6 separate regions of the Mus musculus genome follow, and all the other regions are linked to region 6. Evidence: chromatin loops called from intact Hi-C (ENCODE). Cell type or tissue: left cerebral cortex. All regions are shown on one strand.

Region 1 (4,000 bases), 720 kb before region 6:
TATAGACAATTCTAAGTTATCCTGACGTTGAAACCAGTCCATTATTCGGCCCTTGTTGATGTTGGCCTCTCGTCCTTTTTCTCCTGTGCACTTTGCCTTCAGACTGTCTTATGAGCATCCTCTCAGTTGTGTCCCCTCTGGTCTTTTGGTACTTGCTGTCTTTGCTCGGACTGTTTCACACTTTGTCATATCTCTAAGAATCCTGCCCTGGAAATAGTCTTATCTTGTGCAACATATTTCTTATTTTTATTATTACTGTCATTACAGTAGTCATTCGATGTAAATTTCATTATAAACAAATTGTGTTAGATGTGGTTTATTCACATTACTTAGGAGGACCCTGTTAATCCTTTGTTTACAACTGTTTTTGCAGAATATTTTGATATCAAACCTAATACTGTATGTGATTCCTAATCCATGAAAGCAGAGTTCCAAGGGTGTATCTAGAAAAGTCCATTTAAAAATTGTGTTCCCCACCATAAATACTAGCTAGGTGTTTGAAAGCCCGCATTTTAAAATTTAGTGCCTCCCAAAGAAATATAGAAGGTCTAACTTCATAATAACCCTTAACCAGGACACTTAAGTTAGTGAGCCTAGGGCTTACAAATGCTTGACTAATCCTCCTGCGTTCCTGGAGTCCCAGTCACAATAGAGAACCTCACAGACCAGTTTCTATGAGCGAGGTGTGCCAGCAGAGCAAGGTCATTAAACCACATTCCAAGTTCAAGTCTACACGTTAAGCTCATTCAGCTGGTATTCTGAACTCTCCCCTGCAGTCTCGTATCTATTTCACACTTGAGAAACACGTTCCTCAGGGTCCCCAGTGAAGGAGCTAGAGAAAGGACCCAAGGCGTTGAAGGGGTTTACAACTCCATAGGAGGAACAACAATATGAACTAACCAGTACCCCTAGAGCTCACAGGGACTAAAGCATCAACCAAAGAAAACACATGGTGGGACTCATGGCTCCAGCTACATACGCAGCAGAGGATGGCCTAGTTAGTCATCAGTGGGAGGAGAGACCCTTGGTCCTATGAAGCTCTATGCCCCAGTGTAGGGGAATGCCAGGGCCAGAAAGGGGGAGTGAGTGGATTGGTGAGCAGGGGAAGGAGGTAGGGGATAGGGGGGGTTGTAGGGGAAACCAAGAAAGGCGATAACATTTGAAATGTAAATAAAGGATATATATATATGTTCCTCCCAGAGCTTCCAGGGACTAAACCACCAACCAAAGAGTACACATGGAGGGACCCATGGCTCCAGCTAAATATGTAGCAGAGGATGGCCTTGTTGGTCATCAATGGGAGGAAAAGCTCTTGGTTCTGTGAAGGCTTGATACCCCAGTGTAGGGGAATGCCAGGGGGGGGGGGAGGTGGGAGTGGGTGGATGGGGGAACACCCTTATAGAAGCAGGGAGAGGGGATAGGGGGTTCTGGAGGGGAGAGGGGAAACTGGGAAAGGGCATAACATTTGAAATGTAAATAAAGAAAATATCCAATAATTAAAAAAACACGTTTTAACACACAATTTGTCACGATCTAAGCCACCGTATTCTCAATAAGTTACCACAAAGCTGGCCATAGGATGAGAGTTGCCACACTACCCTGTCATAGGTAATTTGCTTATGAAGTGGTTGGTAAGGCCCCCAACTAAAAAGTTCATTTTAGTACACACACACACACACACACACACACACACACACACACACACACACACTTTTTTTTTTTTTTGAGACACGGTTTCTCTGTGTAGCCTGGCTGTCTTGGAACTCTGTAGGCTAAATTGACCTTGAATTCAGAGATCAGCCTGCCTCTGCCTCCTGAGTACTGGGATTAAAGGCACAGGCCACCATCATCTGGCATGAAAACACATATATAAATTAGTCTTCATGGCAATTTTTCCATGTTCAGGTGTGACTAAGGTCACTTCCAGTTTTCAGATGGGTAAGGCAGAAAGCCCTTTACATGATCTGTTCCATCTGGGATGTACATCCTGCTAACAACACATATAATATGTGAATCCACCCAGCTTATCAAATTCTTGAAGTTCTGTTGTGAAAATAATTGGGTCAATAAATATCCTTGCTGGGATAGTGATGTATGCCTTTAATCCCAGTGCTTGAGTGGCAGGGGCTGGGGCTGGGGCAGGGGCAGAGGCAGAAAGGCAGATCTATGAGTTCAGGTTGGCCTGGTCTACAGAGCAAGTTCCTGGACATTGAGAAACCATGTCTCAAAACAAAGGATTGGAGAGATGGCTCAGTGGTTAAGAGTACTGGCTGCTCTCTTAGACATCCTGAGTTCCATTCCCAGCAACCACATGGTGGCTCACAATCATCTATAAAAGGATCTGATGCCCTCTTCTGGCACACAGGTATACAAGCAGATAGAGCACTCATCCATTAAATAAATATACCTTAAAGAAAACAAAACCAACCAAACAAACAAAACAAAAAAATTCCAATGCATGCCCCCCACCAAAACCAACAGCTCCACCAACCAAAAACCCAACCAGCCAATAAATAAATATCCTTTAAAATATTTTAATTAGTATCTCCAGCAATACAACTCGGCAGCTTCTACTCAAGGTAGTTTTTATTATCTTCCTCTTTTATGCTATTCAACATGAAGGGATACTTTAAAAGAATATATTTTGGGGTTGGAGAGACAGCTCAGCAGGTAGAACACTGGCTGCTTTTCCTGATGACCTGGGTTCAATTCTCAGCACCCAAAAGGCAGCCCACAACTGTAACTCCAATTCCAAGGGATCTAACCCCCCCCCCCACCACCACAGGTATATATGCAGCAAAACATCAATGCACTAAATAAATAAATAAATAAATAAATAAATAAATAAGAAAGGAAGCAATGAACAAGGACCTACTTTTCCTCATTTTAGTAAGGAATGGGACCTGCCTTGTTGACAACCAAAGGCGGTCTTCTCAGGTGACACCCACCTAGCATGTGAGCAGAGTCAAGCTATAGCTGAGATTCCAGAATCATTGTCCACAGCATCATTGTACATGATAAGGTAGTTGCTGTGATAGTTCATTAAATGTAAAGATTGTTAAATAGCCATAGATAACTAGAATGTGTTAAGTGCCATTAACAAAAATGAGGGGAGGTTATGGAAGAGCTTAAAATGCCCACAAGCTACCCATGCTAGTGTTTATGCGAATCTATAGCTCTTGAGGAAATTCAACCCGGAAGCATAAACATACCTATTGTTCATATAAAGGTGGTAATTGAAAAAGTAGAAGAAGACCTGGCCAAGGAAGTAAGTGCAGTATTAAGAAAGGACGCGACAGACTGAATCAGGGCAGAGAAATCAAGGGAGGAAATCCCAGGGGAGGAAGCGTAAGAAACAGCTCATATAAATGAAACAGAGAAGAGAGAAACTGAAAGGCTACACGAGGTGTGACTGCTACGGGGTGAAGACTGTACAGCTGCTGTCTGTGGAGGAAAGGGAAGGCGATAATGTAGCTTGTGCTCTGTGTCAACACGCCTGGTCAGTTTGGAATCACAATATTTCATAAACAGTGTAATCCATTAACAACAAGGTTTTCTCGGTAGTAAAAGCTAAATAAAAATTATTTTCATTGCTGTGCGCAGTGTCTTCAGGTTCTAACTGTGCATGAACATGGCAATCTTGTAAGAACCTTGCGGAACAGCTTTGCTCAAATGTAGTTCTTGGTTTGGGGGAGGAAGGTGGAGGGGGAATGAAGAAAACTGAGGAAGAAGGGAGAGTGAGAAGAGAAGGAAGAGGGAGAGGGGGAGGGGGCAGAGAGATTTCTGGAGAAGGACAAGGCAGAATAAAACAAGATGTGAGAGCCTTTGAATCCTGTGCTTCTTAAACTGCGCTTCTCTGGAGAGATTTTCCAGACTACTGTTAGCAACTCAACACAGTGTGCCTGCTACACATGCCTTGTCACGTGACTCCACCAGGTTTCCCACAACCGCCTGAAGTTCAGCGTTTGCTGTGTGCTACAGCTGCAAGAAAGCGGAACGA
Region 2 (4,000 bases), 780 kb before region 6:
TTCTGGGTTCACACTGTCTGATTTAATTCCTTACCTTTTGTCCGTATCCTAGTCGGAGAGAGTAGGCCAGAGGAAAGGATTGCTGTGCCTCTAATGGTCAAATCCAGGAGTGGCACAACACAGATTCTTCCATGTTTGGTCAAAAGCTTCAAAAGACAGGGAAATTAACAATGTCAGAGAGGAAACCATTTGTCCATATTGAAACCTAAAGTTCTGCTGTTAAAGGGAGAAGTAATCGATTGTAGGGATGAAACTGCCTCTACCACAAGTCGTGCTGCATATTTGCGTGTTCTAATGTGAATTTTCAAAGTGCCAATTGTTTATTAAGCTAGAGGTGTTAGCTATCTGTAGAATTCCATTTAATGAAATGGTTGTGTTCTTAGAGAGGCGCTACTGATTCTCATGGGAACCCCTATTTTCTTTGTTTTAGAGGCCTTCATGATAGTCACCTGAGTAATTATAAACCTAGATAACTGAAAAATCTATTCCGGCTGTGATGGTATTTCTGGTCTTCTTGTGCACAAATTGTAGTTTGTTACCCTGCTTTTAATTAAATGTCACCAGTCCCCCCAAGAACACTGTTCAAATGTCAGTTACCCCATTCTACTTACTGTGTGCAGGACAATGCGCTTATTGTGAAAGATACAAACTTTATGTTAGCTCTTCAGTCCACAGTTCATTAGGGAATAAGAGTGTCTTCAATGTTCACTGATTAATCCTGTCACTTAGAAAGTAAGCTTCTAGTGTTTGGCTACTGTTGGTATGTTGCTCAGTTCATGCACAGTGCATAGAGGTACATAGCTGTATTATTTCTGTGTCTCCCTGGAGTAGACTGATGTGCCAGTTTATAAAACAGAATGATAGGCGGGGCTGGCAAGATGGCTTGGTGTCTGTTCTTCCAAAGGTCCTGAGTTCAAATCCCAGCAACCACATGGTGGCTCACAACCATCTGTAATGAGATCTGATGCCCTCTTCTGGCGTATCTGAAGACAGATACAGTGTACTTACTTATAATAATAAATAAATCTTAAAAAAAATAATGATAGGGAGAAGGAACATGGATGAGAGTGAAAGAAGGAAGTGGAAAATGACAACACTGAGGGGTGAAAATCTAGTCAACCCTAAATGAAATTATAGAAGATAATAGGGTAAATACATCTCTTTATCTCTCTAACTCTCTCTCTCTCTCTCTCTCTCTCTCTCTCTCTAGTCAGGGAAGCAGAACCAGGAGTGATCTTGGGTATACATGTGTTCACATAGAACAAACACAGATGTATTATTATGTAGAGAGACAGAGACAAAGTAAGACAAAAAGAGGGAGACTAAGACAAGGTAGAGGGGAGAAGGGATCTTTATATTAAGGACTTTGGGCTCTGGCAAGTCCACTATCTCTAGGGATGGGGGAGGGGCCAGCAGGCTGGAGAGCTAGGGAGAGCATGCTCTGGTTCAAGTGTCTTTGCAAAGAGAATTTGCAGTATCCTTTCTTGCTCAGGAAACAGTCTTCAGGTGATAAACAGAGACTCACCGTCCACATTATAAACCTTCATTTCACCTAAAATATAAATTAACAGGAGCATACAGGATAAGGTTTGGCTAAATATCTAGGAAATGTGATCCAACATGGATTCACCAAATTAATGACCACAGGCTCTGACCAAAGGTCAACTCTTGGGCATGCATGAAGAACCTGTTTGTGTTACATGAACATGGGATAAGCACAGTAACACAGGAATGAAAGTAAAAAGAAAAGAAAAAAATATCAAAAGCACATCAAAAGACCTATTAGGTTATTTCAGAGAATCAAAGCCCAGGGAATCTAATCTGACAAATTGATTCACTTGTAGAAATGAGTGTGACAACTCAGCAAAGGCCAGGGAAGATTCCTGCTCCATCTGTGCCATGCATAGTGTCTTAGTCAGGGTTTCTATTCCTGCACAAAACATCAAAGACTGAGAAGCAATTTGGGGAGGAAAGGGTTTATTCAGCTTACACTTCCACATTGCTGTTTATCACCAAAGGAAGTCAGGACAGGAAGTGACACTGGGCAGGAACCTGGAGGCAGGAGCTGATGCAGAGGCTGTGGAGGAATGCTGCTTACTGGCTTGCTTCCCCTGCCTTGCTCAGCTTGCTTTTTTACAGACCCCAGAACTACCAGTCCAGGGATGGTACCACCTGAAGTGGACTGGGCCCTCCCTTCTTGATCACTAATTGAGAAAAAATGCTTACAGCTGGATCTCATGGAGGCATTTCCTCAACTGAGGCTCCTTTCTCTGTGATAACTCCAGCTGTGTCAAGTTAACAATGCACAACCAGCCAGTACACAGAGTAAGGAAAAGAAGGCAAGCATGGCTCAAGTCATTCTCAAAAGGGTAAAGAAAACATTCTAGCCAAATAATACTTTATGTACTTTTATCTATCTTTACTCATAATTTAGTATAACCTTATTCTTTTATATTAGCAAAGCCACTAGATGGGGCTAGTATTTCACACTGACTATTAAGAATGACTGGGCTAATATTTGGGAATCATTTTCATGGTCCTGGAGCATTCTACAAAATGAGATCATGCACTTGAAGACAGGATTCTCAAGGCTCAAAGGGATTGTTGCTACTGGTTTGGGGCGGGGACTGGTAGCTTCTTTGTAACCCCAAAGTTCCCAGTAAGGGACGTGCTTATAAATATCAATGACATCGAATTAGTGGTAACATTATGCCAGGTGAAAGGCAGAGCAATAAGTATAATAATGTTAAGAGAATTAAAGACAAGATCCAGACTTGGTCTCCTCTAAGCCTCCCAAGCTATTGTTTCCTCACTTAACATGTGAGTGTGGCTGCCGTGGCCCTCTGTACACATAAGGTTGATGGGAACTAAGAAAGTGCTGATAAAAAAAAAAAAAAAAATCAATGATCTTGGGTTTAGATGGGTCAATGATGTTTGCCCTGTGGTGTTCTCCTAACATTCAGTTGCAATTGAGGTTAGCTCTTATCTAACACAGGACATTCATTGCCAGGAGAAATGCCAGGAAAAAAAAAAAACTGAAGGGAAGGAAAGGTTTATTCTGGCTCTGGGTTTCAGCAGGTATGGACTGTGGCTGTCCAGCAGGAGTTGGGCATGTCATATCAGAAGGAGAATGAGGGAAGAGAGAAAGGACCAATGAGGGAGGAAGAAAATGAGAGAGAGAGAGAGAGAGAGAGAGAGAGAGAGAGAGGAAGCGAAGGCGTAGTCAGGAGATTTAGTCCCAGGCTACATCTCCAGTGACTTTTTTGCATCACCTACTTCTTACCACATTCCTTCTAATAACCCCCTAGGAGACAATCTTTTGATGAGGGTAGAGCCCTGGAAGGTCCTATCACTTCTCAAAGACCATCAACTGGCAGCCAAACTCTAGTTTCTGAGTCCTGAGCCATGTCATATTTAAAACTATGGATATGGAATATGGATATGGAAACTGCACAGATTCTGGTGACAATGAGAGTGAAAATCTGAACAAATACTTGGAGCAAGAGAGAGGGGTCTCTTGAAAGGATACATACTGGGACTGGATGTGGCTATGTTACTACTTCCAACCCTGCTTTATTCATCTTGACTTCTATGCTTGCTGGATGGAACCTTCCTGGTCTAATTTAGAAAGAGAAGAAAAGAAATCATTGGGTATCTGTGAGGTCTCTAGAGTGTATATTCTTATTTAGTTATTCTGTATCGCCTCACTTCTTTTACCAAAACAAGGAAAAAGTACTGATCGTCAACCTTCAGTAAAAGACAGTACCATAACTTCCCATCTTCATTCACATGTGATCTGAAACTCCTGCTTCAATGATAGCCAGCCACTACATAGACTTCTGCACTCGGCCCGTTCTTGTTTATTCTCTATTGGTTGGACGGTGAACATTATCACCCCTGAACCTCTTCCTTTTCCTTTTTAGTGCTGTCTTCTGCCCCACTCCCAAGACACTGCAGCAGAAGCCCCAAAGGCTTCTTGTTTTCTTTAAGATTATCTGTT
Region 3 (4,000 bases), 1.8 Mb before region 6:
CTCTTTAATTATATAAATTATATAAACCTATAAGTAAAACCTGTTGAGTCAATTTACTGTTGCTTGCATGTATTAATTTCAGGGCTGAACACTTGAAATTGGATAACCTGGCCTGAAAGTCTTTTCCTCGTATCTTTAAGTTTGAACCTTGAAAAAAAAATGGCATTTGATTCACAGCAATAACAATTTTTTAAAAGAAAAAAGAAAAAAAAAGTGTCTACATAGTTTTCTCCTCAACTTCTACAGTTTAGAAGTCTGGAGAGCAGCTATTTTGAAACTGTTCAATATGATGTTACCTTTGCCTTTTTTGGGCACCACTTCCTTGCCCATTCTTGGCACAGGTGGGATTTCCTTCATATATTGGGGTAGGTGTGGGTACTCTTTGCCATACTGCATGTGAGGCATCTCCTTGCCCATGGAAAGGCCATCTTTGCCCAAAGGCATGTGAGGGACTTGCTGGCCCAAGGGCTGGTACTGTGGAATTTGTGGTGGTATCTGAGGAGGGATTTGAGGTGGCAGAGGCTTGATTCCATAGTAGGCACCGGCCTGAATGAGTCTGACAGAGTTCAGGGAAATGATGAACAGTATTCCCAGCAGCTGTAGAGGCCTGGGTGGCACAGCCATCACCTGTGGAGAAGGAACACACCAACACAGTGAGCACCTCCAGGCCAAGGGGCCGCTCTCTGTTTAGAGACAGAAGAGTTAGGGGACGTGGAGAAACCCACAGTCTCCACTGTCAGAAAGTCACAAGAGAAAAGACCTTAAAGTGAAGATGCTACCTGCCTGACACTGTTACTGAGGTTATGGAGCACTCACAAAAAGGGACCTATCATGACTGCACTCTGGACGACCCCACAAGCAGCTGAAAGAGTCAGATTTGCACACAATGGACAGAAGCAGCTGACCCCTGTTGTTGAATTAGGGAAAGGCTGGAAGAAGCTGAGGAGGAGGACCACCTTGTAGGAGGACCAGCAGTCTCAATTAATCTGTACCCTGGAGATCTCTCAAACACTGGACCACCAAACAGACAGCATACACCAGCTGATATGAGGCCCCCAACACACATATAGTAGAGGACTGCCAGGTCTATGTTCAATCAGAGTTGATGCACCTAACCCTCAAGAGACTGGAGGCCCCAGGGAGTTTAGAGGTCAGGTGGGGTGGGGGTGGGGGTGGGGACATCCATGTGGAGACACGGGGGTGAGTAGGAAGGAGGTATGGGATGTGGGACAGTCGGAGGGTGGACTGGGAGGGGAAATAAAATCCAGAGTGTAAAATAAATAAATGAATACATAAAAGACAAAAAAAAAAGAATTATAACAAATGCCAGAAGAGTGGAATCTGTCAAATGAAAGCAATTATTAATTATTGGAATATAATCTAGAGATTGATAGTTTCTCCAAATACCAATTCTTCAAATTTCCCATAATGTCAGAAAACCTGATTTGTAGCTTGGGATAAAACAATGAAGACACTCAGGTAGGTGTGGTGATATGAACGAGTTTTGTCAACTGAATATCATTGTACTAGATGCTCCTTCCTGTAAGGTCCCCTGGAGGCAGTGAGCAAGCTTTTTCCTTTCTGCATCCTTGCTGGCTGGAATGCTGATATATTGCCTGGAAATGGACCAGGACCCTGGGGCCATTTTATAAAAGCTATGCATTGAGGACTGTAAAGCCCTGGTTGATCATGTAGGAGCTACGTCAAAATTTGGAAGAGAGAATTTGAGTTTTATTTCTTTAACTCATTGTTCAATGGGGGCAGTCTTCCAACTGGGTAGCACTTTAAAATGGAAACAGTTAAAATGTATAGGTTATGACAGGAGATGAGATTGCCCACCTACTAAATGCTTTTCTGGATGCTTACATTTGTCATAAATACATATAAATATGAATGTACAATAAGTGTAACAGCAATACCAAAAACTACAAAGAGCATTTCATTTGATAATGCCAGAAAGTCATAGTAAAAACTACTATCATAATTGTGCACTTTTTCCTACTATTAGAATACTATGAAGTAACTGGTTCAGAATTTGGCTAACTGCACTGAGAGTCCATTAAAGTTTATCTTTGCAGTTTTATGAAGCGAAGGGAGTTTACAAAGTAAATTAATTGCATAAATAAGATACAGGGAGATGACTGTATAGTTCTTCTGACTAGTCACAAGAACAATCTGTTTCTAAGCTATTTAATGGTTCTCTTTGCAAGTCAACAGTTAACTGAATAAATATAAATGGGTTTTATCTGTTTATAAAAATCAGCCTGAGGAGACCTCTGCTTGGTAATACTCTAGGCTGGAGACCAGTTCAGAAAAATGCAATGTGGGAAAATGGACACCAGAGGGCAGGCATGACACACTTGGAAGTCTGGTGCTCCCCGCCTCCACCGTCCACCGGTTGAACTCGAACTACTTCTGAGTAGCTGCTGTAAACTCACACCTTATTAAAGGACTCATTAAAAATTAGAGAGTGTCACAATGCTGGAGAATGAGACGTAGCAAGAGCCTCACAATCTTTAATGCAACTATTTCCTGGAATGCCTCAAAAAGACGTGTGTACAAGCATTTAAGTTCCCTCCCCAGGAGAGCTTTTCTTTATAATCCTGCCTAACTTAATTGTGGATCATAGCATCCTGATTTTTTTTTTTTTTTTTTTTTAGAAAATCTGTGTTGAATTTGTGACATCCTATTGAAGGGTAACTCCAAAAGTCTGAACAGAATACAAAAGGATTGGTTAATTAAATAGAAAAAGGAAAAAAAATTAAAGTGAATCCTTACCAGAAAATTCATTGCTTTCCCGTTTTTCCAAATATACAAATGAATGGTTTTTTTCCTTTAGGGAATTAGTGACGTAACATTAGTCATGAAAATGATTTATAAAGCATTCTCTGTGATGCAATCATCATGGTTACAAGGAAGAGCTGTTTATTTTAAGCAAACGAATAATAAATGTGTTGGTAAGAGGGAGCAGTCAGAACGTTGCTCGTTTCTGTCCCTCTAAATGATTAAGTGCTTACTAGAAACCATTGGGAAAGAGCCAGAAAATGAATACTGATTTATTTTTATGAATATTAACTTATTTCTGGTGTACATGAACATCTATGGTAAAAGTTCAACTGGCCTTTCTTTATTAAATCCCTATCAGAAGTCATGCTAGGCCCACCCGAGAATGCAAGGTTGAATATAGCGTGGTCAGTGAGTTCGGGTCTCAGGGAGCTACACGGTTGTACTGGAAATGATACATGTGTGCACCTTTAAGGAGTAGCAAAAGACAGAGGAAAAAAAAACATGTTTCCTCATCAACTCCTGTTCTTTAAAATCCCTTATTTTTGAAGCAGCAACTTTGCTCATTGCTTCATCATGTTTTTTTGTTTGTTTTTGTTTTTCTGCCCAGAAACAGTTTACAAACATATAGCGCAAGACAAACTTCTTTAAAACATAAATGTAACATACTAGACACACTCTTGGTCCCCCAGCCCCCCACCAAGACTGGTTGTTTGTCTTTATTTTTTTTCCAGATATGAATAGTTAAACAAGTCCCATTCAGCTCTTCCTCTGTTACCAGTAGGTCTTAGTTTTTTACATCCCTTCTGATTTTAGTATTCGATACCTTTAAGGTATTCACCAGTGATCTGAAAGTGTTAATTCATACCAGAAATGCGGTAATACCTACTGACATAGTAGCTAGCTAGGCACTTCATTCGGATGTAATTCTGCCTTTTGAGGTGAACGGATTCCATTATCGAACCTTAAACATGTGGTACTGTCTTTAGGAATAGACTTAGATGCTTGGCTTTTGCCTTTCCAGCAACACACTTGATGTGCTGTTTACACTTAAATAGTCTTTAAGCCAGGACACACTTGTGAAATGCTAAAAAACCGGAGAGGGAACAAGATGCCTAAAAGCCCAGGTGAATCCCAAGGGCTCAGCAGGACCCAGCTTCCCTCACACTACTTCCTTTCACTGGCTTGGCCTTCCTCTCTCTCAAACCACCTCATC
Region 4 (4,000 bases), 730 kb before region 6:
AACATCTTCATATACTACAAATAGGACTTGGGAGTAATTTACCAGGAAGAGGTGTGTGTGTGTGTGTGTGTGTGTGTGTGTGTGTGTGTGTGTGTGACTGGTTTTGTTTCTTTTGAGACAGGGTCTTACTATGTCGCCCTGGCCATCCTGAAAGTCTTTAAGTAGACAAGGGTGGCCTCAAATTCATATAGGTCTACCTGACTCTGCATTCTGAGTGCTGGGATTAAATATGTGTGCCACTATGCCCTTCTAGGAAGATGGTGGCTTTTATTTTTTTCTCATACAAATCCGTTTGTTTGTTTGTTTGTTTTTAAGGATTCCAGTAAGCACTGTACATTAAGATTAAGGTGGAATCAGAGAACAGGAGAGAGAGACATCCAAACAGGCTGGAAGCTAGTACACAATTTGTTCAGGGTAAGTACACAATTAGTTATTTGTCTGGGCAAGTCTCCTGAATTTCCCATTTGGCTTATTCTTGGCTAGCTTCACATTAGCAGAGCAGGATCATAAAGGAGAAGTTTCTTACAGAAAATTAGAGAGATTCCTTTTCGTTAAAGAGCTTCATTTATCACCAGGAGGCCCAGCCAGACCCAGGCAACCTTCCAAAAGATAATTCTTATCTTTCCTTCTCTTCCAAGTCGGCCTCCAGCCAGGGCACACTACAGCTAAAAGTTAAGGGTTTCTCTCCTCTGCAAGCTTTGTCACTTCTCGTGAATTCATTTGCCTGCCACATCTGCCAGGCCTGAGCACGCATGCTGCTCCAGGTAGTTTGTGGTTGCATTTGTGTAAGAAGCAGGGGAGTGAACATATCGGTCAGAACCATACCCACTGAGCTCCAATTCCTGCTACAGCCAGAATGGAAGCTTGTGAAAGAATAACCAGTGGCCTCGATTATTATTTGTTAGTAGAAATTAGAATCATCAAGGATAGTTAAAGGGCAAATGAGCCCTTCTGATACTATAAAATAATGCTGGCAATGATATATGCTTGGAACAAAACTATTAAATGTGTGAGCTTCTGTCCTCATATTTTCAACGGGTAGGGCTATGGGGAAGAACAGAGATCCAGGATAGTAAACCGGAGTGCGAATATTTTCTCTGGATCTACTCAGGAGCCCACTACCCTGAACTCTTTGGGTAAGCCAAGCACAGGGACAAGGGTGCATCCTCCAGACCCACAGCCAGGACGAAGACAAGGGGTGTGTCTCCGAGTTGTTATTTCTGCCCGTTTGTCGTCAGCCTTCTAACCCCACTTTTGCTCACTGTGGGTGAGCGAGCAGGGCAATCCAAGGTGTACGTGACTAAAGCGCCTATCTTATCAGTCCAAGCACCTCCACAGTCCTCTGGCAGCACAGGAGGCCCGCGTGCGAGCAGCAGGACCCACCTCTGTGCGCAGGGTGCAGTCTTATCTGCTCTTTCCGGGAGCGGTCAGGCGAGTGCAGGAGGCGATAGGACGGGACTACAGTTCCCAGCAGCCTCCTCGGCTCCCGCCAGCAGCCTGCGACCTACACTCGCAGCAGCTCTTCCGAACTCCACGTAGCAGTGCTGGGGAGTCTGGGTCTCAGGACCCTGGGAGCTCCGGTGGGTCTGCAGGATCGGATTTGCCCAGTCCCGGCGGGAGATGGCCTTGCGGCTGGGCCGCCTGGGTTCGGACCCCTGGTGGCGAGCGGTGCTGGGCGACTATGCTCAGCTGCGCGCCGCGTCCCCGCGCTGCGCGTCCGCCCGCGTCTGCCAGCTGCCTGGCACGGCTGGTCCCCAGCCTCGCCGCGGGCTGGGCTACGGCCCCTGGGCTAGAGGCGGGTCCGGGCTGGGGACCCGGCTGGCCGCGACGCTGGCGGGGTTGGCAGGGCTGGCAGCCGCCGCCTTTGGGCACGTGCAGCGGGCGGAGATGGTGCCCAAGAGCTCGGGGGCGCGGAGCCCCTCACCTGGACGGCGGGAGGAGGACGGGGACGAGCTGGCCCGCCGCTGCAGCACCTTCATGTCCTCGCCGGTGACCGAGCTGCGGGAGCTGCGGAGGAGGCCGGAGGACATGAAGACCAAGATGGAGCTGATGATTATGGAGACCCAGGCTCAGGTGTGTCGGGCACTGGCGCAGGTAGATGGCGTTGCCGACTTCACTGTGGACCGGTGGGAGAGGAAAGAAGGTGAGGAGAGAGCTCCTGTTTCTTGGTTGGGCACCAGTTGCAGTTTAGGATTGGGGATTTAAAGTAGAACAGTTTTTACAGGGGGGTGGGGGTGGGGGGTGATCTGTCAGAAGGGACAGACTTGAATGACTGACATTGAGAGAGCCATTCGCTTTCTACTTGCAGATGTGGACCCAGAGGTGCCAACAATGTAGGACAAGTCACTTGAAAATATTGGCAATTCATAGTTGCACTTTTTTTTCTATAGGTTTGTTAAAGAACATCTGCAGGCAGCAAAGTGAAGCTTTCATGTTCAGTTTGTTACTGAACACGTCTCCCCCCCCCCCCCCCCCCAACACACACATTTTTTATTTATCCATCTGGGTGCATTTGTCCCTGCCCTATTAGAGGCAGAAGAAACACTGATCCTTTATGTCTGCTAGATTCCCTATGTCAAGAGTCTCCCTACTGTTTTTTGGCGGGTTATATAAGGAATATTTGATTAGTCTTCCAGTAGTTCTTACTAAATTGCATCATCAAATTTCTTGAAGGATTCCTTAGAATGCCATTCATGTTGAGTCATGTATTGGTGGCCATGTTGTTCCAAACAGAGTAGTCCTTCCCTGTTCTCCCCTCCCGCCTTAATTTTAAACTTGAGGATTTCTGACTTTTTCCAAGCTGGAAATACAACAGTATATCATCAATCCATTGTGAGTTATGATGCTACCACGTCTATATTAAATGGGAGTCAGTCTGATTTTCATGGTTTTTCATCTTGTAATGTTTTAGGGTAAAAGTCACTGACCGACCCAGACACAATCTCAAACACTAGATAGCCAGCTTTGTGTAACCTTTGGAAGTTACTGTTTTCCACCTCTGTTTCATAGTTAATGAATATATGCCGAGAACTCAGAATGTCAGAAACATGGTCAGCACTTAAATCACTCCGGTGGTGTGATCTTGAATATGGTGCCCTGCTTCTTAGAAATAAAACAACTCAGACATTAGTCTTTGAGAACAATGACTCTACGGTGACCTGTTGCCTTAAAGAAAAAAAAAAAACCTATTAAACACACATATATACACACACACATAAAATTTTACTTAATTTTAAACTCTGAACCCCTTAAGAGTTTGAATAGCTATGTTTTTGAATTGCATATAAAAATTAAAGGTAATAGGGTAAAATTGAGAGTCGAAAAATGTGAAGGAATACGGAGTTCTTGTATTCAGTGAAAGTAAAACACCATTCGGTAAACCCATTCCTGCCTGTAACATTAGCTTTCTGTCTTGTGAATAACAAACGGATTCTTTCTGGTGATATCTGGAGAAAGTTCCTTGGAGTTGTTAGGCCATGGCACGAGAACACAGAAGAAGCAGCCATTTCAGTGGTTTGTATCTGGATGCAATGTTTTCCTAGAATAAGGAGCTTAAGACACAAAGCTAGGCCAACTTATCACACATAGAAAATATATATGCTGTCGTAGATGGTTCAGGAAGTAGGGGAGGAAGCAGGCATCTCATGTCGCCACGTTCATGGGAGAGTTGTCTCCCATATGACGGTGCTCTATCCTCTGGCTTTCTGTTTCTATGGACAGGAGGAGGTGGCATCACCTGTGTGCTTCAGGACGGGCGTGTGTTTGAAAAGGCCGGGGTGAGCATTTCCGTCGTTCATGGGAATCTTTCTGAGGAAGCAGCGAACCAAATGAGAGGCAGAGGCAAAACTCTGAAGACGAAAGATAGTAAGTCCGATAACTCTCCCTGCCAACTCTTTTCCCACCAGTTTTACTTAAAAATAGCGCTATTTATTTATTTATTTATTTATTTATTTTCTGGAACTACCCTTGGATGTGTATGCCCAGTGTACTGGCTGGTTTT
Region 5 (4,000 bases), 940 kb before region 6:
TTGTTATAATATGCATTTTGGCCCGTGATGTCTTACAATATACACTTTACTACATATACATAAGATGCTTTCTAGTTTACCATTCGTCTTTTAAATTTTGGTGACTTCTGGTAATTTAAAGCATACTGCTTTTGCCAGGCAGTGGTGGCACATGCCTTTCATCCCAGCACTAGGAGATAGGTGTGTGGATCTCTGTGAGTTTGAGGCCAACTTGGGCTACAGCCTGAGCTGCACAAAGAAACCACCCTGTCTCAAAAAACCAAAACTGAACAAAACAAAACAGAACCCTACACTGCTGTTAAATGTGGGGCAATGGGCTATGCACAAACAGCCTGGTTTCCAGTCGAGCTGAGGTCATGAACTCTGGTGAAACCCAGTGGTGATAATTCACCTACATGGGACAGAAGGCCTTCCCTCATGTCTCCTGGACCCCTGGCTCCTGTCGAAGTTACTGCCCCCACAGCCAAGAGAAGCGTGTGGTTAGTAGTCACATACACAATGTCCCAAGCTTCTGACCTTCAGGCTAGACTCCTCTCAGTTACCTAGCAACAGCAAGATAACAAATCCACTATAAGAGGAGCTGCTTGGCCCCACCTCATTCTCTCCCTCTTACTCTAGCCTTTCTTTTCTCTCTCTCCTTTTTCCCTTTCTCTCCTCTTGTCCATGGCCAGTCTCTCTCTCTCTCTCTCTTTCTACCTTCTCTCTTTCCCCCTGCCTTTCTACAAGAAAGCTCTAAAATCATAGACTGTGTCTGTTCATCAAGGCCTGGACTAAGGACTCTCTCCTGCATGGGAACCTCTCTCCCTCTGCCCTCTTCCCATATCTCTGGGGCCTGGTGCTGCCCTGGTGCTCCTATTTTGTTCTCAGCTCCTCTGCCATATCCAGCGTGGGATGCCAGAGACTGAGAACCTGGTACGGGGCTGCCCCTTGTCCAGCCCCCACCGGATGGGGTCAGTGGCTTCACACAGCCAGATGCCCACTCGGGGACGAGTGGAAAGCATCTGGCAGTCCTCCTGCGTCCTCCACGCCCAGAGCACAGGAGCTCTGGTGGGCCTTCTCCCTCATCCGTCTTCCCCTATACCCACAGCCCTGCAGTTAAACGTGTGCAGAGGTGGAGGTGGAATGAGCCAGCAGCATGCCGAGTGACCTGTCCACTAGTCTGTAAACACTTGTGTCTCCCAGTTGTGGCCAGCTTTGTTTCATAAATGATGTGTAAGATATTCTTGGAGATACAAAGTGTTGAGCTTTCGACTTCTCTGTCATGATGTCTGCTTCGCTCTTAATGTGGTCGTTCTGTTTCATGGCTTCAGATGTCGCACTGGCTGCCGTTCTGGTCCCTGTGCTGGTCATGGCCCTCACCACACTCATCCTCATTCTAGTGTGTGCTTGGCACTGGAGAAACAGGTCAGTACCCAGCTTGCTTACATGATTGACTGGGGGAGGGGTGCGGGGATAGGAAGCAAATTTCACCTGGAGAGTTACCAAACTAAAGGCCACTGATAGAATCATACAAATCTATCCTAACTAGAGGATACATAGCTTATGATCTGCTCATACTATCACAAGTGTGTCTTTCACAAAGGGCTCAAGCTGTTTGCCTGCTAGGATGGGCAGATCTCTAGCCACCAACATAACTACTGAGGTGCTGTCTGAGCTTGGGTCAGAAAGAGAAATGTAGGGTTTATTTTATAGATTAGAAAATTCTTGAGTGCTAAGCAGACTGATTATATTATCCGATGACTGGAAAGTGACAGGATTTACAAAGTATGGTCCTGGTGCCTAAAAGAGGAGGAAAGAGGCATCGGGATAAACTTGGAAACAGTCTAGTCAAACAGAAGTACCACAGCATGATTCTACAAGAGGGATGTGCTTGACAGCAATGTCAGCAGGACGCACGACTGTGACGGAAGCAGCAGCAGCCTGGAGTGATGTGAGGTTTCTGACTAGTAGCGATGCTGTGGGTTGAAAGAACATCAGAAGGGATGGGTTTGATGGAGAAAGAAGATGACGTATTTGTTCACTGTTCAATAAATAGTATATCTAAATATGTGGCTGCTCCTTTATGCCAACTGTTGGCCCATGTGCTAGACTCTAGCAGCTGGAAATCTGTCCATCCTAGCAGGCAAGATTGAGCACGTTGTAAAAGATACACTTGTGATAGTATAAGCAGATCATAAGCTATGTATATCCTTATTTATAAAGCAGAATCTTTCTTGGTAGCCTGTAAACGCTACCTTTAGTTAGGATAGATTTTCATGATTCTATCAGTGGTGGCCTTTAGTTTGGTAAGTGAGTGAATAGTAATTCTTGTTTGTTGTTTTTAATAGCATTTTTTTCTTTTTATTTGTTTATTGATTTTATGAGTGCTCTGCTGCATGTACACCTGCAGGCCAGAAGAGGGCATCAGATTCCTTTATAGATGGTGGTGAACCACTATGTGGGTACTAGGAATTGAACTCAGAACATCTGGAAGAGCAACTAGCACTCTTAACTGCTGAGCCATCTCTTTAGCCCTATAATATATTTTTTTATTAATTGAGGATTGCATAATTATATCTTGATCAAACTTGACCCAAACTCCTCTAGGATCCACCCCCCCCCCCAATTTCATACCCATCCAACGTTGTCTTTACTTGTTCAACCTATTGTTTATATGCTTGGGTGTGTGGTGTGTGGCCATCCAGTGGAGTCTGGTCTACCTACTGGGAGCCACACCCTTGAAGAAAAGTAATTATTCTCCCTCTTTAGGTAGCTATTAATTATCAGCAGCTCCTCAGATAGGGGTGGAATTTCATGAACACCTCCCCACTGGATACTGGGATTTACATCTTGATCTCTATATGCTATGTATATAGGTCCACACATACCATGTTCCGTTTGTTTAGAGGACGGCTTGCAAGAGTCTGTTTCTCCTTCCACATTGTGAGTTCTAAGGAATCAAGCTCAGGTCCTCAGGTTTGACTGCAAGCCCCTTTTCCTACAGATCCATCTCACCAGCCCAAGTGTATCAGGAAGTGTCCTTTCACCCCTGGACTCCTTTAGTAAAAGGATCTGGGTAGATAATAATTCTTCACCCAGAGCAGTTTCTCCTGGGAGGGAGGACAAGTCAGAGCTCTGAGTTAGATGGAGTAGGCAGTGTGATTCTTGTTCATTGCCCTTGTGCCTCCTCTTCCTCACAGATGTCTGTAGGTCCTTCCAGGCCTGGAGGAGCATCCTCCTCCCCCAGCACTTGCCACTGCTAGTTGTGACATTGTTATTTGTTGGTGTGGTGGGGTGAGGACATGAATATAGTGTGTATGAGAAGCTAAAGGCTTTTCTGTTCCATTCACCTCATGCCCCTGACTGTGTGGTCACTGCTGGTTTGCTGCCCTTTGGTTGGGAGAGGAGTCACTGTTTCCTCACTTTGATTTTCAGGAAGAAGAAAACTGAAGGCGCCTATGATTTACCCCACTGGGATCGGGCAGGTAACTTGTGGATTTCCTTCTGTTTTCAGGCAGAAATCTCCCCTCTCCTGGGTATAATGGTGGATGAAATAAGTCCTCGGGTCCTTAGGGACTCCTCAGGTAGAACTTCACATGCCGTCCTGGGCTGGAGAGATGGCTCAGCAGTTAAGAGCACTAGTTGCTCTTCCAGAGGTCCTGGCCAGGTTCAGTTCCCAGCACCCACATGGCAGCTCACAACTCTCTGTAACTCCAGTTCCAGGGTATCTGACATCCTCACACAGTCGCACGTACAAAACACCATTGCACATAAAATACAAATGAATAAATCATGTTAAAAAAAAGAAATCAATATGCTCCACCATGTGGTTCATAAGTAATTAAAGGAGAAATGTAAACACACATTGGTATCTCTTCCTCTGGAAAGTTGGTCTTTTCTTGTAACTATTCTTCTTGAGGAGACCAGCCTCCCGTGTGACCTGTGAAAGCACTGCATAACAAGGACTAGGGTCTCAGGGACTCTCTCTCTCTCTCTTTCTCTCTCTCTCTCTCTCTCTCTC
Region 6 (4,000 bases):
GGTGAGGTCCCAGCCTGTGCTGCTGCTAAGGGCCACCGCTGGATCCACACCAAGCAGCCCCAGGAGGTGTCCAAGGGCTATGCAGAACAGGCCCCACCTCTCATCAGCTACAGCACACAGTAGAGCAGAGTGAGGAAACCCTTGCCTGGGCAGCAAGGTAGAGCTGGCTCTGGCAGAGGGAGCCGAGTGAGCTGGCCCTGAGGGCATGAGAGGAGGAAAACTGATTCTGCCTCTTGTCCGTGGCAGCATTTGGTGGACTAGCTGGGACAGAGCTGGAGAGCTCGCTCTGCTGGTGTGGATAAGGGAGAGCCGTCAGCTACCACCCAAGCCCACACCAGGGATTTCAGTTGGCCCACCCCAAAATCAAAATCATCTGTGAGCTCTTAGAGCGTATGAAGAAGCCTTAGAATCACCCAGAACCTTCCTCATTCAACCCCAAGAGCCCTGCCTCCCAGTTCCTGTGGATCTCCGTGTCAAATGGTATTCATGTCAGCTCCTCGTTTTGACAGAAAGCTCGGGCTTCCAATGCGTTCGTCGATATTTCTTGGTACTTAGAAATAAAATTGTTTTCTTAGTATAATAGGAGGTAGAACCTTAAAACTATGCTCACTGTTCAATATGAGAAATAAATATCTTTAATCATCATTCGAGGAAGGAAAGATGCATCTACCTTAGTAGCAGAATTTAGTTTTTTATTGTTGCTTAAACAGTTTGACTGCTTTTTATTAATCTTCTCTTTCCCTCTCCCCTGCGTTAAGTGCGTTAATTTTCCTTCACTTTAAGGGATTTCTTTTTTGTTTGTTTGTTTTTTATTATTTATTTATTTATTTATTTATTTTAATCTCATATTTTTATTAGATTTTTTCTTTTTTCTTTTTTTAATTAATTAGATATTTTCTTCATTTACATTTTCAATGCTACCCCATAAGTCCCCCAAACCCTCCCCCCCAACACTCCCACTTCTTGGCCCTGGCATTCCCCTGTACTGAGGCATATAAAGTTTGCAAGACCAATGGGCCTCTCTTTCCACTGATGGCCAACTAGGTCATCTTTTGATACATATGCAGCTAGAGTCAAGAGCTCTGGGGTACTGGTTAGTTCATAATGTTGTTCCACCTATAGGGTTGAAGATCCCTTTAGCTCCTTGGGTACTTTCTCTAGCTCCTCCATTGGGGGCCATGTGATCCATCCAATAGCTGACTGTAAGCCTCCACTTATGTGTTTGCTAGGCCTCGGCATAGCCTCGCAAGAGACAGCTATATCAGGGTTCTTTCAGCAACATCTTGCTAGTGTGTGCAATGGTGTCAGCGTTTGGCGGCTGATTATGGGATGGATCCCCGGATATGGCAGTCTCTAGATGGTCCATCCTTTCGTCTCAGCTCCAATCTTTGTCTCTGTAACTCCTTCCATGGGTGTTTTGTTCCCAATTCTAAGAAGGGGCAAAGTGTTCACACTTTGGTCTTCGTTCTTCTTGAATTTCATGTGTTTTGCAAATTGTATCTTGTATCTTGGGTATTGTAAGTTGCTGGGCTAATATCCACTTATCAGTTAAAAAGAATGAACTTATGAAATTCCTAGGCAAATGGATGGACCTGGAGGGCATCATCCTGAGTGAGGTAACCCAATCACAAAAGAACTCACATGATATGTACTCACTGATAAGGGGTTTCTTTTAAGAGATAGCTTAAGAAAAACCATGGTGTGAGTGGGAAAGTGTGTGCTATGCTTCCATCTGGTGGCAATACTGCGCGATTACACCATCATGAACAGTGCTCTCACTAACAGACAGGAAGTGTTCCCACACTTCCCATGCTGATTCTAGCAATGTGAGAGAGGGGTGAAAGAACTACACTCCGTAAGAACTGCACAATGCTAGGAAATAGAACTGTTGGTTGAGAGCAAATATTTTAAGGGGCGAGGGAAAGCCCATGTCATAGAAAATTACATGTCTGCCATGTCATTAGGTTTCCAATTGAATTTAATTCCCAACATACATTTAAAGAACAAACAGATGAGTTGGCTGCTCATTGTACATTCGGTTCTCCCTAATCCCAGGTCGAACATCTGTAGTTTCAAACAGCTACTGTTCCAAATTGATTCCCTAACATTGTGCCTGTGTGGAACATAAGACAGACTGTTTCCATGATCTTCAAAATACGACAGTGTGGCAACGACTCACATAGTCTACATTTTACTAGAACTCCTAGTAATATAGATAGGATTCAAAGTATACAGGAGGAGCTGGTGAGATGATTCCATAGGTAAGGGCACCTGTTGCCAAACCTACACACACACACACACACACACACACACACACACACACACACGAGAGAGAGAGAGAGAGAGAGAGAGAGAGAGAGAGAGAGAGAGAGAGAGAGAGAGAGATTGGACATGTGAAGAACAAATAAATAAATCTAATAAATGTTTTATCTTGGTGTATCATTAGATTGTGTGCAGATGCATTATCTCATATGAGACTTGAGAATCCTTGGATTTCTTCCTCCTTGGGCTCCTGGAACCAATCCTCCAATAATACCACAGGGATGACTGAATGAAAAGAGAGGAGGTGAGGGGTTGGTATGGACTGAATGACCTCCAAAATTCCTTCTGGATCAGCATCCTATGAGTATACTTGCCAGATCAATATATTTAGCTTACATGACATCTTACAAGCACACTTGGAAGTTTCTGGAGCGTTGGAAATATTATCATTGTTGCTGCCGCTATCGCTGTTGAGATTGTATTGGATTCAACTCTAAAAAAAGGTTGGGTCTCCTGTTATTTTCCTTTGTGGAAATGATAGCTACAGACCCAAGAAGGATCAGATGACACCGCTGTGCTACCCAAGTTCACACGTGGATTCTTGCCAGAGAGGCAAGCAAACATCATCGGAATGGAAGAAAAATGAACAGGAAGCAACGTATGCAAGGGACAGCCTCCGCTTCTACAAGCCTCCCCAGAAACCGTGAGTTACTGTTTCCTGGGGTCACTGAATCCTCCTGTTGACAGATGTGCTTCTTCCTTTTTTTTTTTTTTCCTTAAGATGCTTACTGGGATTGCAAGGGGAAACAGCGAAGGGATAAGGTCAACAAGCTGCCTCAGCACCAAGAGACAGATGCTTCGCTCTAATTGCCTGAGAACTGTAAGACCTCTTATGAACCAACCGTTTCCACGTTAAGCTGCTGACTTGTTTTTATTTTTAGTACAGACCATTTCGGACTTAAAATTCATCACCCAAAAAAAAAAATCATAAACTCTTTTTCGCATCACTTTTAAATATGACGAGTAGTTGGTGTGGGTGGGGGCAGAGTGGGGGCGGGGCGGGGCGGGGGCAGGGGCAGAGGTTAGGGGTGGGGGGGGGGGGAGATGTAATAAAGAGTTCAGATGAGTTCTCATCATTGATTTTGAAGAGGCAGTACAGTGACAAACTCAGTATGAGCGCATCCACAAATTGCTTGGGATAAACTTGTGAACTTAGTACGGACTTAGTAAGTACCATCACTTAGTATGGACTCTTCTGACTCCAACTTCTCCGTTTCCTCCCCCCTCCTCCTCTCCCTCCTCTCCCTCCTCTCCCTCCTCCTCCTCCTCCTCCTCCTCCTCCTCCTCCTCCTCCTCCTCCTCCTCCTCCCCCTTGTTCTCTAGTTCTTCAGAAAGCCCAAGGGAGGGAAGACGTAGAGAATGCGGGTGAGGAGAAGAAAAAGAGCAAGAGGAACAGCAACAGCGTACAGAAAACACAAGCTTTAAGGCATGGGGTAAAAGGATACACAGTCTAAATTAAATACATTCTTATGATAAGTGAGTAACAACACATACAAGATGTTACGTCAACAAATCTATCTGCAGATCCTCTCAAACTCTAATTGTCTCTATACTGCTCATCTTTTAATACCTCAGTTGGAGAAAGTTAATGTCACTGGATATCCATTCCGTGACATTTACATCCACGCTGTATGCAGCCTAGCTGTCTGCCTTCTTGACATAAGCTGGGATCATCTGG

The links. Peaks named below come from ENCODE experiments on the same cell type or tissue, not always from the same donor. Only the 100,000 strongest peaks of a DNase experiment are listed, where the experiment ranks them.
Region 1: it touches region 6 in a loop (5-fold over the local background); 6 of 42 quality-filtered maps call a loop at or near these places.
Region 2: a loop joins it to region 6, with 12 times the contacts of the local background. A loop is called at or near these places in 14 of 42 quality-filtered maps.
Region 3: it touches region 6 in a loop (4-fold over the local background); 2 of 42 quality-filtered maps call a loop at or near these places.
Region 4: it touches region 6 in a loop (5-fold over the local background); 9 of 42 quality-filtered maps call a loop at or near these places.
Region 5: it touches region 6 in a loop (4-fold over the local background); 12 of 42 quality-filtered maps call a loop at or near these places.

Annotation. Positions count from the first base shown.
Region 1 is chr16:58,682,404-58,686,403 of GRCm38, forward strand. No RefSeq gene overlaps it. Among named protein-coding and RNA genes, the nearest start is that of Cpox, 14 kb to the left of the region's middle. In left cerebral cortex, a CTCF peak has its summit at 2,371 (motif pointing left); a DNase peak (open chromatin) is centred at 3,512.
Region 2 is chr16:58,625,290-58,629,289 of GRCm38, forward strand. No RefSeq gene overlaps it. Among named protein-coding and RNA genes, the nearest start is that of Ftdc1, 10 kb to the left of the region's middle. In left cerebral cortex, a CTCF peak has its summit at 2,476 (motif pointing right); no DNase peak of the experiment used is centred here.
Region 3 is chr16:57,632,015-57,636,014 of GRCm38, forward strand. Col8a1 (collagen, type VIII, alpha 1) reads right to left here. Exons shown (of 4, transcript NM_007739.2): 3 at 297-627. The coding sequence starts at 624. Among named protein-coding and RNA genes, the nearest start is that of Gm51269, 23 kb to the left of the region's middle. In left cerebral cortex, a CTCF peak has its summit at 2,329 (motif pointing right); a DNase peak (open chromatin) is centred at 2,345.
Region 4 is chr16:58,668,808-58,672,807 of GRCm38, forward strand. It overlaps Cpox (coproporphyrinogen oxidase), which reads left to right and starts at 1,401. Exons shown (of 7, transcript NM_007757.2): 1 at 1,401-2,143; 2 at 3,721-3,864. The coding sequence starts at 1,621. In left cerebral cortex, a CTCF peak has its summit at 1,633 (motif pointing left); DNase peaks (open chromatin) are centred at 1,560 and 1,975; H3K4me3 peaks cover 2,454 bases; H3K27ac peaks cover 1,527 bases.
Region 5 is chr16:58,459,645-58,463,644 of GRCm38, forward strand. Dcbld2 (discoidin, CUB and LCCL domain containing 2) reads left to right here. Exons shown (of 16, transcript NM_028523.3): 13 at 1,311-1,404; 14 at 3,415-3,464. Among named protein-coding and RNA genes, the nearest start is that of Gm33475, 14 kb to the right of the region's middle. In left cerebral cortex, a CTCF peak has its summit at 2,384 (motif pointing right); a DNase peak (open chromatin) is centred at 2,414.
Region 6 is chr16:59,402,130-59,406,129 of GRCm38, forward strand. It overlaps Gm33611 (a long non-coding RNA gene), which reads left to right and starts at 2,897. Exons shown (of 3, transcript XR_384916.2): 1 at 2,897-2,965; 2 at 3,044-3,142; 3 at 3,646-4,000. In left cerebral cortex, a CTCF peak has its summit at 1,761 (motif pointing left); a DNase peak (open chromatin) is centred at 1,761.